3 separate regions of the Homo sapiens genome follow, and regions 2 and 3 are each linked to region 1. Evidence: chromatin contacts called from ENCODE Hi-C or POLR2A ChIA-PET data. All regions are on one chromosome and are shown on one strand. The core of a region is the stretch at or near the end of the contact, and the rest is flanking DNA. Distances in the headings are between cores, read along the strand shown.

Evidence for each region. Hi-C counts contacts between places; a loop is a spot of excess contacts on that map. ChIA-PET counts read pairs that join two places held with the same protein, here RNA polymerase II (POLR2A). Pooled maps may share reads with other maps.
Region 2: a loop to region 1 is called in a map of GM12878, with 6 times the contacts of the local background. The contact joins two enhancer-like sites. A Hi-C loop is called at or near these places in 5 of 168 maps with a recorded cell type or tissue (CD14-positive monocyte, CD8-positive, alpha-beta T cell, GM12878 and 1 more). POLR2A ChIA-PET finds 5 or more read pairs at or near these places in 7 of 52 experiments (A673, CD4-positive, alpha-beta T cell, MCF 10A and 4 more).
Region 3: a map of CD8-positive, alpha-beta T cell shows a loop between it and region 1 (3-fold over the local background). The contact joins the promoter of DOCK8-AS2 here to the enhancer-like site in region 1. A Hi-C loop is called at or near these places in 4 of 168 maps with a recorded cell type or tissue (CD8-positive, alpha-beta T cell, GM12878, PC-9 and 1 more), 1 of 37 single-sample maps with no recorded cell type and 1 of 50 pooled maps. POLR2A ChIA-PET finds 5 or more read pairs at or near these places in 3 of 52 experiments (MCF 10A and activated T-cell).

The regions. Positions count from the first base shown.
Region 1 is chr9:418,451-421,507 of GRCh38, reverse strand. It overlaps DOCK8 (dedicator of cytokinesis 8), which reads right to left. Exons shown (of 48, transcript NM_203447.4): 31 at 925-1,107; 32 at 430-559. Among named protein-coding and RNA genes, the nearest start is that of DOCK8-AS2, 50 kb to the left of the region's middle. Within about 2 kb of position 1,772, at least 2 of the 41 ENCODE cell types and tissues checked have a DNase peak (open chromatin) inside an H3K27ac peak, as active enhancers do; they include PC-9, where a contact is called at or near this core.
Region 2 is chr9:370,326-373,433 of GRCh38, reverse strand. It overlaps DOCK8 (dedicator of cytokinesis 8), which reads right to left. Exons shown (of 48, transcript NM_203447.4): 17 at 1,868-2,006; 18 at 1,148-1,249. Among named protein-coding and RNA genes, the nearest start is that of DOCK8-AS2, 98 kb to the left of the region's middle. Within about 2 kb of position 1,858, at least 2 of the 41 ENCODE cell types and tissues checked have a DNase peak (open chromatin) inside an H3K27ac peak, as active enhancers do.
Region 3 is chr9:468,336-471,677 of GRCh38, reverse strand. DOCK8-AS2 (DOCK8 antisense RNA 2) reads left to right here and starts at 1,549. Exons shown (of 2, transcript XR_002956871.2): 1 at 1,549-2,364. It also overlaps a transcript of KANK1 not described here. RefSeq lists a silencer at 1,462-1,511 and enhancers at 1,622-1,771, 1,274-1,799, 2,332-2,431, 2,672-2,721.

The DNA of each region.
Region 1 (3,057 bases), core at 523-3,022:
GTTCCATTCTAATAGTGCCCTGAATGATCGAGAAGATGATCTTGGGGCCAGAACTGTTCAGTTTCTTGACCATGCTCCGGATAGACTAGCCAAAGGTCACATAGAAAGGCCTCAGCCTTGAGGGAAACACCTTCCACCTCATCCATGACTGACATTCTTAGAGGTGACCTTTTACCATCAACGAGTTTTAATTAAAAGATGTCATTTGGTGCTGTTTTCAGGGTTCCTACAATTGTAGAACAGCGCTTTCCCTCACAGGCACAGGGCTAACACAAATGTCACACACAGACTCCCAGAATCCGCTGTCTCTGACACTACCGTAAATATCTCAAGAAAGTAATGGTGTCTAATCATGTTGGGAGGACATTCCTCCCCACAAACAGTGAAAAACTGCTTGACAGAGAGCAGGGAAGGGCCAGTCCAACACACCTGGAGCCCGGCGGCGCATCATCTCCCCTCTGGCCCCTTCCCCACGGAGCAAAGCCTCTTCCAGCCGGGCCTTGACATCCCTTGACTTCTGCAGGACTTGGGTACTGACTTTGTCAGAACTCTGTTTTCCCTGGACAAGACAGAGGTAGGAGGACATGTCCTTTGGTGAGATCTCCGTTGATGGGGAGAGTTACCAAAACAGTACACTCCACAGTGATGCCAGCTAAGTTTGACATGTGCTTCACTGAGATGCTGCTCTGGAGCATCCTATGGGCCAAAACTCTGTCAACAGAAATGGGGTTCTCTCTGCAGAAGGCAGAGATCCTTTCCCTGTGAAATGATCATATCTATACCTACAAATGGGTTATGGATTTGAATACAGAAATGAGAAAAATTAATGATGCCTCCATGGCCCAAACAAAGGGGATGAGTAAGAAGACAGAATTGCAATTGAGAGATAAGAGCTGGTATAAAGTTGTGCCACTCCAGACTTACCTTATACTCAAAACATAACACACAGATGAAAAGTAGATCTAAAATCCTGTTGAGCTGCGTTGATGGCAGGTCAGCAATCCACTTCCTAATGAGGCTCTGATCAGCATTTTTCATGATCCAGAGGAAGCAGATCATGAGGTTGCGAGTAGTGTCCGCGTTCAGCATGTTGTACTGCTTATAGGGCTGAAGGGAGGCAGATTGGGGGATGGAGGCCAGGGAAGAAGTCAAGCAACAGAAAAATTTGAGGCTTAACAGTCAAGCAACAGAAAAATTCAAAGTGTTCTCTTAAAATACCATGACTGTACATCACTGCTAGGCTGGAGATCTATTGCCAGTAGCCCTGCCTTCCCTAGGCAGGGGAAGCTGTGTTCTTTGAGTAGCGCTACTCAGCAAAGAGGCTCACCTGGGGCAGTATTTGAGCTAGGCTTTCAGCCACGTATCTGAGTACCTCTGTCTTAGGAGCAGTGTGGCCTGGTGATCACCCCTGGGCCTTGATCATGCGTGCTGCAATCCCAGTGATACAAAGAGGCTTTCATGCTGCTAAGATCTCCAAGTATTTCTCCTTCGTGCTGGGCAGCAGAGGGTTAGACTTACAGGGGAGAAGGAAACTGGCTGGGTGCCATGAATAAGCTTGCTGTTCAAGATTTAGCTTCTTTGTTACATAGTGCAAAGTATAACATAAGGGTCATGAACTGCTCAGCAAATTAATCAAATCCATGTTTGTGGAGTTCTCTGTAATGGAAGTTTAACCATAATTTATGTTTGCCTGGGGCTGGGGTGTGGGGGTTCAGGCTATTTGCTTTAATATTTTGGCCACAAGTATTCATTTTAAAGTGCTGAGCGCACTCTCTGTTACTCATCTCATCAACACAAACAACAACAATGAGGCTGCACCCTTGGTTCATGCAGCGTAGCTAATATCCAGTGGAATGTACTGGTGAAATTGCAATGAGGAATTTGTGGGTATGGGAGGGAAATGTTAGTTTTGGATGGAAATAATAGAGGTTATAAAGCAACTTTAACTTTAGTTATTCTGAGTTTGTTGACAAGAATAAAGGAAATCTTGAGATACAACCTCACAAGGACTATGTTCTAACAGGTGAACTTTGGGCTTTTGAGTTTTTCCCTTAGAGGCAAATAATGTAAAAGGCATATACCACCTCAAGCAGCTAACTTTGGTAAGACGGATATTAGAAAGGTGGAGGAGGTCACACAATATTTCTCCAACAGTAAGATCGGTGATGTCAAATCTCAAATGTCTTTTCTCTGTCTCATCTTCCTGCCTCACTGTCCCCCCAATCCTCATGGTGATGGAGCTTGCTAAGTGCAGGAAGGAAGACAAGAAAGTCATCCAGCAAGAAGAGTTAGGTCAGGATGCTGCTTTCTCACGGGAGAAGAAAGTTAAATTCTCTGCACATCTATACCCTACATTGAAATGTGAAAGTAAATGACATTGGAGGATGCAGTGCTGTCTTCACAAGGGATAGTCAGAGCTCATCAATGAACAGAGATGAATCCCACCTCAACTGAATCAGAGGATACATTCCCAGAGGAGCCCCTCTTTGAGCCCACAGAGTCCATGCAAAAGGACAGAGCCAAACAACCCTCCTTAGGCTCCCTGGGGTCCTAGAAAAGCTGCAGTCTTGTTTAAGAAGCCCTTACGCTAAGCTACCAGCCTCCTTCAGTCTTTTTTTTTGGAGGCATTACACTGTATGAATTACACACACATAGACTGAACACAGCCTAAGCCTCCACCCTCAGAGAGCCTTGGTTTGATCTCCTTTGCAAGGATTTCAGATTTCCCAAGTTTTCCTCTTTTCCGGTTTCTTGAACTTGAACTCAGCACCACTGGGACTGCCTGAATTTGATCTGCACATCTCTTGCTGTTGCCAGAACCCTTTCTGACTTGTGTGCACCTCAGCTGCCAGCCTCACAATGATTCTTTCCAGCAAAATGAGGCGGAAATAATCAATGCCTGCTCTAAGCTGAGTTCTCCCATCAGAAGATGACAGAAGAGGCTGGGCACAGTGGCTCACGCCTGTAATCCCAGCACTTTGGGAGGCTGAGGTGGGTGTACCATCTGAGGTTGGGAGTTTGAGACCAGCCTGGCCAACATGGCGAAACCCCGTCTCT
Region 2 (3,108 bases), core at 609-3,108, 48 kb after region 1:
TCAGTGACTGAATATTTGATGATACTAAGAAATTACAGTTAAAATTTTAAAGTATGACAATGGTATTGTGATGGTTAAAAACAAATCCCTTATCTTTTAAGATGCAGACTAAAATGAAATATGATGTCCGAGATTTACTTCAAAATAATACTTATTGATGTAAACCTATGCAAGGAACTGAGAAGTGGGCTAGCAGTGTGACAGCTGGTGCAGTCAGGGTGGACAGTCCCCTGGGCTCCCTTTATTTATTTTTTATTTATTTATTTTGAGATGGAGTCTCACTCTGTCACCCAGGCTGCAGTGCAGTGGTGTGATCTCAGCTCACTGCAACCTCCACTTCCCAGGTTAAAGCGATTCTCCTGCCTCAGCCTCCCGAGTAGCTGGGATTACAGGCACCCGCCACCACGCCCGGCTAATTTTTTTGTATTTTTAGTAGAGATGGAGTTTCACCATGTTGGCCAGGCTGGTCTTGAACTTCTCACCTCAAGTGATCTGCCTGCCTCGGCCTCCCAAAGTGCTGGGATTACAGGCACCCAACAGCAGGCCCAGCTAATTTTTGTATTTTTAGTAGAGATGGGGTTTTGCCACCTTGGCCAGGCTGGTCTTGAAATCCTGACCTCAGTTGATCCACCTGGGCTTCTCTTTAAATGGGTGCACTGCAGCAGAGTGGATGAGCAAGAGAAAGTGCCAGAAACAGGAAGTGGGAAAGGCTATTGGCATTGGGATTGGTAGGAGAATAAATACCTTGGTATCTACCGGAGGGCTGTGACAACTGACCCAAGAAAGAAACGGATGAATCTGGCCTGGGAATCTTTTATAAGGATCCTTGATGGGAACAGTTGTTTACTATGAATGGCCTTAGTTTGCCTCCTCTTCTATAATACATTATTCTGGGAATCCCTCTGTGGTAGATAATGCAAGGTTATGCTGCCTTGGGTGTAGGTTGCGTCTACTGAACATTCTGATTTGGTGGCATTTAAAAGAATGAGGTTTCACAGTCAGTTATTCCTCCCATCCTATCAGAACAATGTGCTCTCTGAGAACATGATGAACATCCATGGCCACATGGGAATGGAAAGTGAGTCTGGGAAGGTGGTCCAAGACTACAGCTGGACAAGAAACAGCTGATGGCCAGCTTGCCAATTACCTCAGCAGAATGCATGGAGTAGTTGGGTGGCAATTTTTCCAAGGCAACTGGGAGACAGTAGGATCCAGTTTGAAGACGTTCATTTAAGAGAATTGGCAGCCACTGAAACAGATGATGTAAATAATAAAGTGGTATTTATTACAGCATATAATTCTGATAATTTATCTAGCTCGCAATAATCAAATGCAACTAAACAGTGAGTAGATATTGACCAGTACTCTTTTTGGCAGTAATTTCTGTCCAGTTCTTTGCATTTTAAATCTCCGAGACCTCCTGAAATGGTAATATTGATGATTTATTGCTTTTGGAGCTAAAGCAGTAGCATTTTTCTCTGTAGCCAATGTTTGTGTGTGTCTGAACAACATCAATGTTTATTTCACCTTTTATATCTTTTAAAGAAAAAATGGTTTCTTCTTGGGGGACAAAGCTAGTTCTATACGTGAAGCATGGATATTAAATTTGGAAATAGTGAACACTGCAATGCTTTTTAAAAAACAGATGAGTATTCTTCCAACATCTATCACCCGCTAGCTTTCCATTCCTGAAATTTGACATTTGCTAAGGCAAATCATTTCTGCCTCTTGCTATAATGTGGCTTAGCATGTTTTGCTACTTCTGACTGGAAAAAATCAAGTGAATAGAATTTGGTTGTTTATCTCTGCAGGGACCTCAGATGCACCAACAACTGCAGTGTGAGTCAGCAGGCTGGAAACAACTCACTGAATATCCCAGGAGAGTTTCCACGGAGGCTCCTTGCTTCTGCTGACAGCTGATATGGTAGAAGGTGAACAGGAGGTGGTGATTTACTGTGAGCTTAGCGGGGAGCTTAATTTTCACTTCTTCATAAAAGTCAGGAGACCTGTTTCAAAAGCACATTATACACAAATAACTTTTAGCAAGAATGATGACTTCTCTGATTGTAAAACGCCACAGCCCCTTTGCTCCTCAGAATTTGCCTGGTGTTTTGCTTTTCATTTTACATTACTCTGCTCTGAAGCTGGAAGTCCCTGAGACCAAGCTTATGTTATTAGATGCACTTCCCTTACATAAAACTGTTCATGAACTAAAGGCTTTGTCAGGAAAAACAAAAAACAAAAAACAAAAAACAAAAAACAACTCCCCCACACAATGGAAAACTCCAACAACTTAATTTGAAGAAAGGATGAGGTTTGGACTCCTGCTGTGACCTCCTTTTTCCATTTCTACCCAAGGAACCAAGCCTAGCACCTAGCTGCACTCATCAAAGAGTAGAAGCAAATGAATGAGGCAGGAGGAAAAAGGAACCAATTTAACTGCATTATGAAGCCCTAGGTTCTTCATTAATTACGAAGTACATTACGTACATTGTAAAGTAATGTAGGTATGTAATGTACATTACCTCACTTAATCCTCATCCCAATCCCAGAATGTGCTTAAATGAAGGACTTAATTAGGCCCAGGTTATCAGGCCCGGATCAAACCCAATTCCGTCCAACACTGTGCAGGTGTCTCTCCCTTCCCTGTGGAACATGAATAATAGGGTGGGCATTATCCCATGACTCCATTTGCCGGTGGAATAATGAGTGTTCCATTTCTCCTTTGGTCAGCCTAGGCAGACAGTGGGGCAGGTGTCAAGTGGAGCGGACAGGGACACACAGGGCAAGGGGAGCCGGACTGTGCTTCTGGTCCCCTCCAGGGTCTCAAAGCAAGTTAGGAAATGTGTTTCCTTAATTAACGTAATACAACCTCTTTGCATCATACTAGAATAGAAGCTTCTGGAAAAGTCAAAACTATATTGGATTCTTGAAGACACGTTCTTCTCTCAGTCTTGGTTAATGGCAAAGTTATACATCTTCAACACAGAGTCACGGAACTGGCATGGATTTCCTTTGCCCCTCAGTCCCTGAATTATAAAAATAGTTAGGAGGAACCACCCACGGGACTTGGAAAAACCAGGAGATGATGAAACCATCTTGGCATAT
Region 3 (3,342 bases), core at 300-2,799, 50 kb before region 1:
TCCCACTTTGGCCTCCCAGAACCCTGGGATTGCAGGGGTGAGCCACCGCATCTGGCAGAGAATGCATTCTTTTACAAAAATGCCAACTCACCTCAAAGAAAAGTTGAGTGAAGAAGGATGAGAAATTGTGACTTTATCTTATTTACTTTGGTCCTGCTCCAAGGAAGATGACAGACTGAGGCCCGCATAAGGAGGGAGTCCCACATGGACTTGGGAGTGTCATCACCATCTCCTTGGGGCATGCAGAGAGCGGTCACCATCTCTTGACCTCTCTCCTCAGCATGCTCCCCACTTCCCTACTCTACTTCCTTGTGGTTTCCTTCCTTTGTGCCCTCAGTCTAGTGTCCTTACCCCTGTCCTGGAGACCCCATCTCTTTTCTCCAGTACATAGTGCCCCTCCTCGGTCCCTTCCTGCACATTCCACTCAGCTGGCACTATCGCTTTCCTTGGCCCAGCTTCGCCAGCTCTGAAAAAGCAAGGGGTGAGGTGCAGTCCATCAGATGGAAGAGATGATATAATTGATGATCAGATCCAGGGCAGGTGCCCAGCAGTAACAACTGTGGCAAATTTCTACATAAGCTAGCTGAGAAACAAGCTAATAGAATGAGCTTATTTCCCAGTGACAATGCAATCTAGTGTTCTATGACCGGCTCCTTGCAAAACAATAACCCTGGCATTATGACAAGATTCACATTAACTGTGCAGGGCCCTGTCTTGACTACCCAGGTGGCTAGCACCTACTTGGATAAGAATGTCCTGAGCTTCAAATCTCTTCCCTGATAAAAAGAGGGCTGCTGCTCTCAAGGAACTTCAGTCAAGGGGAGTGGGGGAAGACAGTCCCACACACAGACAAAAAACTAGGGGGTGAAAGGCCAATGAGTGGTGGGAAGGAAAGGGAAAGAAGCTTCCAGAAGTAAGTGCTGAATGGGAGATTAAACTTGGCTGGGGGCCACGGTGGAGCACAGGTGTAATGGAGGGTGGGGCCTCTTTCAAACCTCACTCGTGGCTGTGTGCACGCGTGTCCGTTCCCACTGGAGTGGCGGTGCTTTCTTGTGGCAGGGGATGGGTTGCTTCCCTCCGAAGTCTTCGCTAGAACTCCCTCCTCCTCCTGCTTCCTTTCACCTGTTCGTTCCAAACATACATTGAGCTGCACGTTCTGGGTTCCCTCACGAAGGAGATTTCAGGTCTATGCCCACTTGCCACGATTTTACTTTACTTGGTTCCCAGTTCTACTCCTTTCCCTGAGCTTCACAGTGTTGAGAAAAAAAGCCCTCAGCCTCCCCGAGTCCCTCAGGCCACGCACCCTCTCACTTTGCTAATTTCCAACCACTCGCTGCTGAGCAGGCTGGAGCACGCCCGCTTCGGACGCCCCGAAACACCCTCGGGCGCATGCTCAGTAACTCCCCCACGCCCCTACCCGGGCGCATGCTCAGTAACTCCCCCACGCCCCTACCTGGGCGCATGCTCAGTAACTCCCCCACGCCCCTACCCGGGCGCATGCTCAGTAACTCCCCCTACCCCGCCCGTCCCACCACTGCTGCCCTTCGCCGCCGCCCCCGGCAGTGCTCGCTCTCTCTAGGCCCCATGTAAATCGCTGTGTTTGCTGGGGAGCCCTTAGTTCAATTCTCAGGGGATTAGGGCCATTGAGATTCTTAATCAATTGCTGGGTTCCACGCGATCCTCTTTAGAAACTTTTTGCTTAATATGCATCTAGAGACATGCACGGCCCGCCTGCAGCGCTGGAGCCGATGGAGTGGAGCCTGGGAGGCTGCAGGCGACCCCCAGGCTTCTAAACAGCAACGTCAGTTTAATTATTGCAGATCCGTCACAGCTGCCAAGTCCTCTCTGTCTTCGTTGTTGTTAACGGGGAAACTTGCCGCCCGGTGGCTTTGCTTCAGGCGGAAGTCCGCGTGCTTTGATACCCTCAGGGGGCACTTACAGGCTAGGTGGACACAGGTGGGCTGCGGGACTCCGCGAATTTACCTTCCAGGGGAATGCACTGCACACATGCTGCACACAGGAGACAGGGAAGCCTGGCGAGGTTGGGTTTTCAGGCGCCACTGTATACACTCTCAGTTCCACTGATACCCTTTCTTTCTTCTACCCGCTTTCAGGCGCCACTGTATACACTCTCAGTTCCACTGATACCCTTTCTTTCTTCTACCCGCTTTCAGGCGCCACTGTATACACTCTCAGTTCCACTGATACCCTTTCTTTCTTCTACCCGCTTTCAGGCGCCACTGTATACACTCTCAGTTCCACTGATACCCTTTCTTTCTTCTACCCGGAGGCCCTGGTAGTTGGCTCTCGCCAGACAATGTAAACTGGCACTACAAGTGGAATAGACCAGACGTTTATTTTCTGGTAAGTCAGGCCTCTGTCCTGCCTGCACCTTTGGCCTGATTTTGATTAACGTTGTCAGAAGCGGATGCCATGTGTGGGGGTGCTGGCTAAACTTTCTGGAAGTGTCAATTGTAAACAGTGTTACCTTACATTTTGGGCAGCACTTTTGAGTTTCCAAAACATGTTCCCATGCATTATCTCATTGGGTTTCCTCAGTAGATTGGAAGAATGTGGAGGAACTTGCACCCTCTTTCACAGTGAAAAAAACCCTGAAGCTCAGAGCAGTATAGTATCTTCGCCAGAATTGCAGGACTAGAAAGTGAAAGAACAAGAAACCAGGTCTTCTGGTCCTTAGTCTGGAGACTTTTGGCAGTCACATATACTTTTTTATTATCTCACTAATAACTCTTGATAATCTTGTTGGATAACAGAACAGTTTGTTCATCCGTGTCGTGTTCTCTCATTGCATTAAGGAAGTGATGAGGGAGCTGATTTCTCAATTGTTTTTTAGAGCTATAATGCCTTGAAAATCATTCCCTTATCCTGGCTATCAGTAATTTGCCATCTCCTAATATGTAGTAAAAATAGTAAACGTAAAAACTAGCTGCCAAGCTAATGCCACAAACATCAAGTAGGAACTGGGTTGGATTCAGTAACATCGGTCCAGAGAGAGCACTGCTCCTCAAGATGGGTGCAACATCAAGGACTTAGGGATCAGGAATGTGCACGGCTCTCCAAATGGTTTTCAACCAAGGTGATGCTGCATTTCCTCTAGTAATTTCATAATTAAAAACTTAGTGATTATCAGAAATTTAGTTTTTGCTTTCTTTTTTGTTTGTTTTGGTTTTTGAGACAGGGTCTCACTCTGTTGCCCAGGCTGGAGTGCAGTGACACAATCATAGCTCACTGTAGCCTTGAACTCCTGGATTCATGCCTCAGCCCCCCAAGTAGCTGAGACTACAGGCAGGCACCACCATACCTAGGTAATTTTTGTATTTT